Linked DNA regions of Homo sapiens: region 1 is linked to region 2. The links are chromatin loops, found by intact Hi-C in ENCODE. Cell type or tissue: IMR-90. All regions are shown on one strand. Links, peaks and the distances in the headings refer to the core of each region. The heading gives the core; the rest is flanking DNA. Region 1 has its middle 15 kb from the start of PRPS1L1. Region 2 has its middle 25 kb from the start of MIR1302-6.

Region 1 (2,929 bases), core at 340-2,839, 60 kb after region 2:
TATCCAGAATCACACAATATTAGAGTGAGAAGAAATCGTTGCTATCACATAATATAGCTTCTAAATTTTACATATAAGACAACCAAAGACATAAGAGGGTGGGTGACATGCCTGAAATTACCCAGTACTTAAAGAAGGAAGGCATGGAGATTAGAATCCAAATATTCTGACTCCCATTTCAGTAATTTTATGTGGCACCATGGCATGGGGAACTTCTAAGTGAGTTACCATCTTAATTCCTCAAAAATCTTCACCGTAGTACCTGGAGTGTAGTAGTATATTTTATAAGAATAAAGCTTTGCTTTTCTTAGGTAAATTAACAAAAAGATTTATTTCATAAATTAAATAATTAACCATAAGGATGGGAATAGAGGAATTTTGTCATGTAAAGATAATGTATCTGAATGAATGGTACAATTTATGAAAATCAGAGAATTTCAGGACTAGAATAGGCCTTAACTAATCTCCATATCCTGGCTGGAGCTACTTACTATCTATCCTACCCACCAGAAGAATGGCAACAACCTCCAAAACCAAAACTTCCATGTTTTTAGATGCATGAATTTCACTGAAATAAAAACGAAGTTATTTCCTGAGTACTTTTATAATCCAGCCACCAAGATAACCCATTTAAAAGCCTCTTAGTAACCTTATGAGGCAGGCACTATTGTTAACCCCATTTTACAGATTGGATCATTGCAGCTGAGAGAAGTCAAGCAAGTTTTACATGTTTACATTGCTTTTAAGAACAAACTTCAATCTGCTTCCATACCCCTCATTTATATATATTATACCACATTATAGTCTAGCTAGCCAGTCAAAATGGCATCATAGGCAGCCATGAGGCCCCTGGAGTCAGACAGAGTTCAAATCCTGCCTCTACTGTGCACTAGCTATATGACCCTGGGAAAACTACTTAACCTCTGTGTGCTTGCCATTTCCTTTCCTGTAAAATGGTGGTGGGATTTTATGTGTCTGGTCTATAGTAAGCACTCAGAAAATTAGCTATTATTACCAGAGGTTGAAGAGCCAACTCAAGCTAAAATAGACCTCTTGGTTGTCCTGGGCACAGCAAAATCAAATTGACTCTACCATCACTAATCTCCCTGCCTTTAGGCTCACCATCTAGTGGGAAGAAGCTTCTGTAATACTTCTTAAAGAAGTCATGTATTTATCCTGCTAAGGTAAACAGGCTCAGACATTTCCTTATGCCAGAACTTGCTTGGAGGTGTCAGCCTCTGCTTCTCCCAGGGTTCATCAGTGTCATTTTATAAGTTAAAAAAAAAGAGAAATATTTGAAGATGGTAATGAAATTGTCAAATTGTAAACCAAATCAATATTCACTACAGGAAACTCTGAATATTGTATAGTTTAGAGTATTTGTAGTAGACTGTATTCATGAAGCTATAAAGAACTGCTTGAGACTGGTTAATTTGTAAAGAAAAGAGGTTTAATTAACTCACAGTTCTGCATGGCTGAGGAGGCCTCAGGAAACTTATAATCATGGCAGAAGGGGAAACAGGCACATCTTACATGGTGGCAAACGAGAGACAGAGAGAGAGAGTGTGTGTGTGTGTGAGCATGCAGGATAAACTACCACTTATAAAACCGTGAGATCTCATGAGAATTCACTCACTATCATGAGAATAGCATGGGGGAAACCATCCCCATAATCCAATCACTTCCCTTCCTCGATGCATGGGAATTACAATTCGAGTGAGGTTTTAGTGGGGAAATGGAGCCAAACTACATCAGTAATAGTTCTCAAACATGGCTGGACATTAACCTGAAAAGCTCTTAGGGTTAGGGTGACCCAGAACCACATACCTCAGAATCTCTGGGGTCAGGGCTGAGGCATCAGGGTTTTTTTAAGCTCCTCAGGTGATTTTAACACACAGCCAAGTTTGAGAATCACTGGTCTAGTGCTACTGAGTAAAAAAAATTCCCGGGGTTGGGAATGGAAATAAATATTTTCAAAACATTGATGATTGGCCACACTGGCAGTCACTGGTTTAGAAAAGATATCACCCCAATAAAATGGCTGAGGGCCTATGTTTTCAGTTATGAAATCTGAGGACACATTGCCAGTGGAGTTTTCAGACAGGAAATATGTAGTAAGATTTTGGTTTTATTTATTTATTTATTTATTTTTTCTTTTTGAGACAAGGTCTTGTTCTGCCACCTAGGCTGGAGTGCAGTGATGTGATCATAGTTCATTGCAGCCTTGACCTCGTGGGCTCAAACAATCCTTCCACCTCAGTCTCCGAAGTAGTTGGGACTACAGGTACAGGCCACCACACCCAGCTAATTTTTGTATTTTTAGTAGAGATGGAGTTTCACCATGTTGCCCAGGCTGGTCTTGAACTCCTGGGCTCAAGAGATCTGCCCGCCTCAGTCTCCCAAAGTATTGGGATTACAAGTGTGAGCCACTGTGCCCAGCCAATATTTTGTATTACAGATCATGAAATTTGAAATCGCTTCATAATATCTCACTATTTACTAGCCTATAAACAACATAGAGGATTTGAAGTTAAAAGAGAACTTCATTTTATTTTAAATTTTTTGAGACAAGGTCTCACTATGTTGCCCAGGCTGGTCTCAAATTCCTGGGCTCAAGCGATTCTCCCATCTGGATCTCCCAAAGTACTGAGATTATAGGCAGGAGCCACCATGCCTGGCCTAAAGGAGAACTTTAGATTTGTAGTTTCCCTTCTGTTTTACTTAAATCATAACCCTTAACACTGGACCAACATAGTTTATCTTTTACCTACTAGGAATTAATTTTGTATGAAAATTGGGTGAAACTCAGCCTTTATAGTACAGAAGAGACAGCATGAAAATCACAGCTATGTAGGAACCAAGCAAAAACAGTGCTGATTTATGAAACTTCACAGACTTAGAAATAGAAACAAAACACTAAATATTCATG
Region 2 (2,929 bases), core at 262-2,761:
ATGGGAACAATGTACAGCAGGTTCTCAAATAATGTCATTTCATTTGTTTCATTATAAAGTTGATAAAAGAAAAAATGACTTCCTAGCCCGGGCCACTGTGTGCATAGAGTTTGCACATGCTCCCCTTGTCTGCACGGGTTTTCTCTGGGTACTCCGGTTTCCTCCCACATCCCAAAGCTGTGCATGTTAGGTGAATCAGCGTGTCTACACAGTCTCGGTCTGAATGTGGGTGGGTATGAGTGTTCCCTGAGATGGGATGGCATCCTGTCCGGGGCTGGTTCCCAACTGGTGCCCTGAACTGCTGGGATCGGCTCTGGCCACCCAAGACCATGAATTGGTGTAAGTGGGTAAACAATTTTCAGACTTGTTTTTAGGAATCTTTCTTATGTATGTATAGCTCACATTTATTCCGATGTTTTATATTAGAAATATTTCGATCTTTATGTAGAAGTTTGGTGATATTTTTGTGACCAGAAATATGCCATAGGAGCTTAACTCTTGTTTATATCAATTAGCCTGTGGTAACAGTGGTTTCCTTGTACGTCATTTCACTTAAGGTCGCAGATTCCAAGAACCTATCCATAACGATAAGTGAGGACTTACTGCATATAGCTTTGGCTGTACGTGACAGAGACTGAAAATAACAGTGGCTTAGTTAGACAAGACTCCAAGCTGTTATGGCAACTCTGCTTCAAGAAGTCATCATCTATGAACAATAGGCACCGGGGACTCCAAAAGGGAGGAGCCAGAGAGATGGCGCAAAGGGCTGAAAAACCTCCTATTGGGTACTATGTTCACTATTTGAGTGATGGGATCGACAGATGCCCAAACCTCAGCATCACACAATATACCCTTGTAACAAACTTGCATATGTATCCCCCGAATATAAAATAAAATAAAATAATAAAGTAAAAATGTCACTATCACAGTCTGATATGGTTTGGCTGTGTCCCCAACCAAATCTCACCCTGAATTGTAATAATCCCCATGTGTTAAGGATGGAGCCAGGTGGAGATAATTGAATCATGTGGTTGGTTTCCCCCATACTGTTCCCATGGTAGTGAACAAGTCTCATGAGATCTGATGGTTTTATAAATAGGAGTTCCCCTGCACAAGCTCTCTTGCCTGCCACTATGTAAGATGTGCCTTTGCTCCTTTGCCTTCCACCATGATTGTGAGGCCTCCCCCGCAATGTGGAACTGTGAGTCCCTTAAACCTCATTCCTTTATAAATTACCCAGTCTCGGGTATGTCTTTATTAGCAGTGTGAGAACAGATTAATACACTGTCCTAGGCCTTCTTTAAAAATCTTGTTGCTCTGCCATTCTTAAAGTGCTGGCATCCTTAGCAAAGTCTAAGATAGGCAACCATTATTCCCACATTCCAGCAAATGAGAAGGGAAAGGAGACAGCACACCCCGTCCTTTAATGGCCTACTTGGAAGTTGCACATAACCATTCTGTTTATATCCTGTGGTCAGAACTTTGTCACATGGTTTAAAATTCTTAGCTGCAAGGAAGGCTAAGAAATGTCATCTCTATCCTGTAGGGATTTGTCCCCAGCTAAAACTTAGGTGCTTTATGTCTGAGGACAGTGGGGAAAAGAGAGACTAGGAGACAACTAACAGTCTCCCTCACAGAGTAGTATTCGCTTTTTCAAGATTCTATTCTTAAAATTCTATAAATTATTTATATTTTGGTTCAATTTTGCAAGAGAATATAAATCTGGCCTAACCTTTATTCTTAAATATTGGAAACATAGCCATGTAACACTGCCACAATTTTGGCTTCATGGTGCTGATATTTATGACAGTGCTGAAGAAAAAGTTAATTTTAATTTGTTCTTACAAAATTATTTTCCTAAGAATTCTAAAGTAACTCTAGTCTTCTTGCCATGCTTAACAACTAGCTTTCAAAAGACTACATTAAAAACTCAAATTGCAAAATTAAAAAATCATTGACATATTCCTACGACATATGGAACTATACCACCTCAAGGATTCTTTTAAATTATCACAGTCAATTGTGCCCTTACTGCCAGAAAACTCTTGAAGTAACAAGATGTATTCACTATAGCAAGATGTGCTCCTGAATTTTGACACTTTATTCTCATATTAGTTCACAGTAGTATATTTTATCATTCAAATATGAGAGAGGATTAAAAATAAAATAATTCACCAGCACATAGTTCACTATTGCTTGACATATGAACAATCTCAAGGCCTATCCATGAACTACAGAACCTCCTGAATAAATATAAAAGAGGAGCAATCCATAAGTGATCCAATTTAAAATATAGTAATTTATGAGCTGTTTTATGATCATTCACATTTACTAGATTCAAGAGTACATTATTTCAAAGCCACTTGGCTTCTATCCTTAAAAAACATGGTACTTTCCCATAGTGGCATCTTTTATCCACTTAAAAGCATGTAAATTATTATGCTCAACAAATTTAACTCCTTATTTTATGACCAGCTTGCCTTAAGAATGGTTTTGAATGGCTAGGACAGTGATAAAAGCATCAAGCATGATATAGAATATAACTGTGCAAAATGGATTTTTTAAAATATGCTTGTAATATAAAATGTTAATTAAAGAAAATTTGGAAACTGCTGAAAAGAAAGATGTAGAATATCAAAATAAACTACATTAAATTGAGCATTAAATACTTAAGTAGTCGCCAAAATGATATTGACCAACAAGGTTTTACATGGAAGAGAAAAGGAATGGGGGAACCACTTCCAAAGAAGACTGAGTAAGAGGGATTGGAATTATCCCCCTGCCTAAGAAAATAAAAGTTCTGTACAAAATATGAAGCAATAGTTTTCAAGACACTGGACACAATGCAATAATCCTTGACAAACAGAAAACACACGAGGTGAACCCTAAGAAATGGGAAACTGATGACCTGGGCTCTATGACTAGTCCA

Evidence for each region. Hi-C counts contacts between places; a loop is a spot of excess contacts. Peaks named below come from ENCODE experiments on the same cell type or tissue, not always from the same donor. Only the 100,000 strongest peaks of a DNase experiment are listed, where the experiment ranks them.
Region 1: it touches region 2 in a loop (7-fold over the local background); 1 of 110 quality-filtered maps calls a loop at or near these places.

Annotation. Positions count from the first base shown.
Region 1 is chr7:18,041,522-18,044,450 of GRCh38, reverse strand. No RefSeq gene overlaps it. Among named protein-coding and RNA genes, the nearest start is that of PRPS1L1, 15 kb to the right of the region's middle. In IMR-90, for the core only: no CTCF peak of the experiment used is centred there; no DNase peak of the experiment used is centred there; H3K27ac peaks cover 555 bases.
Region 2 is chr7:18,101,310-18,104,238 of GRCh38, reverse strand. It overlaps a transcript of HDAC9 not described here. Among named protein-coding and RNA genes, the nearest start is that of MIR1302-6, 25 kb to the left of the region's middle. In IMR-90, for the core only: no CTCF peak of the experiment used is centred there; no DNase peak of the experiment used is centred there.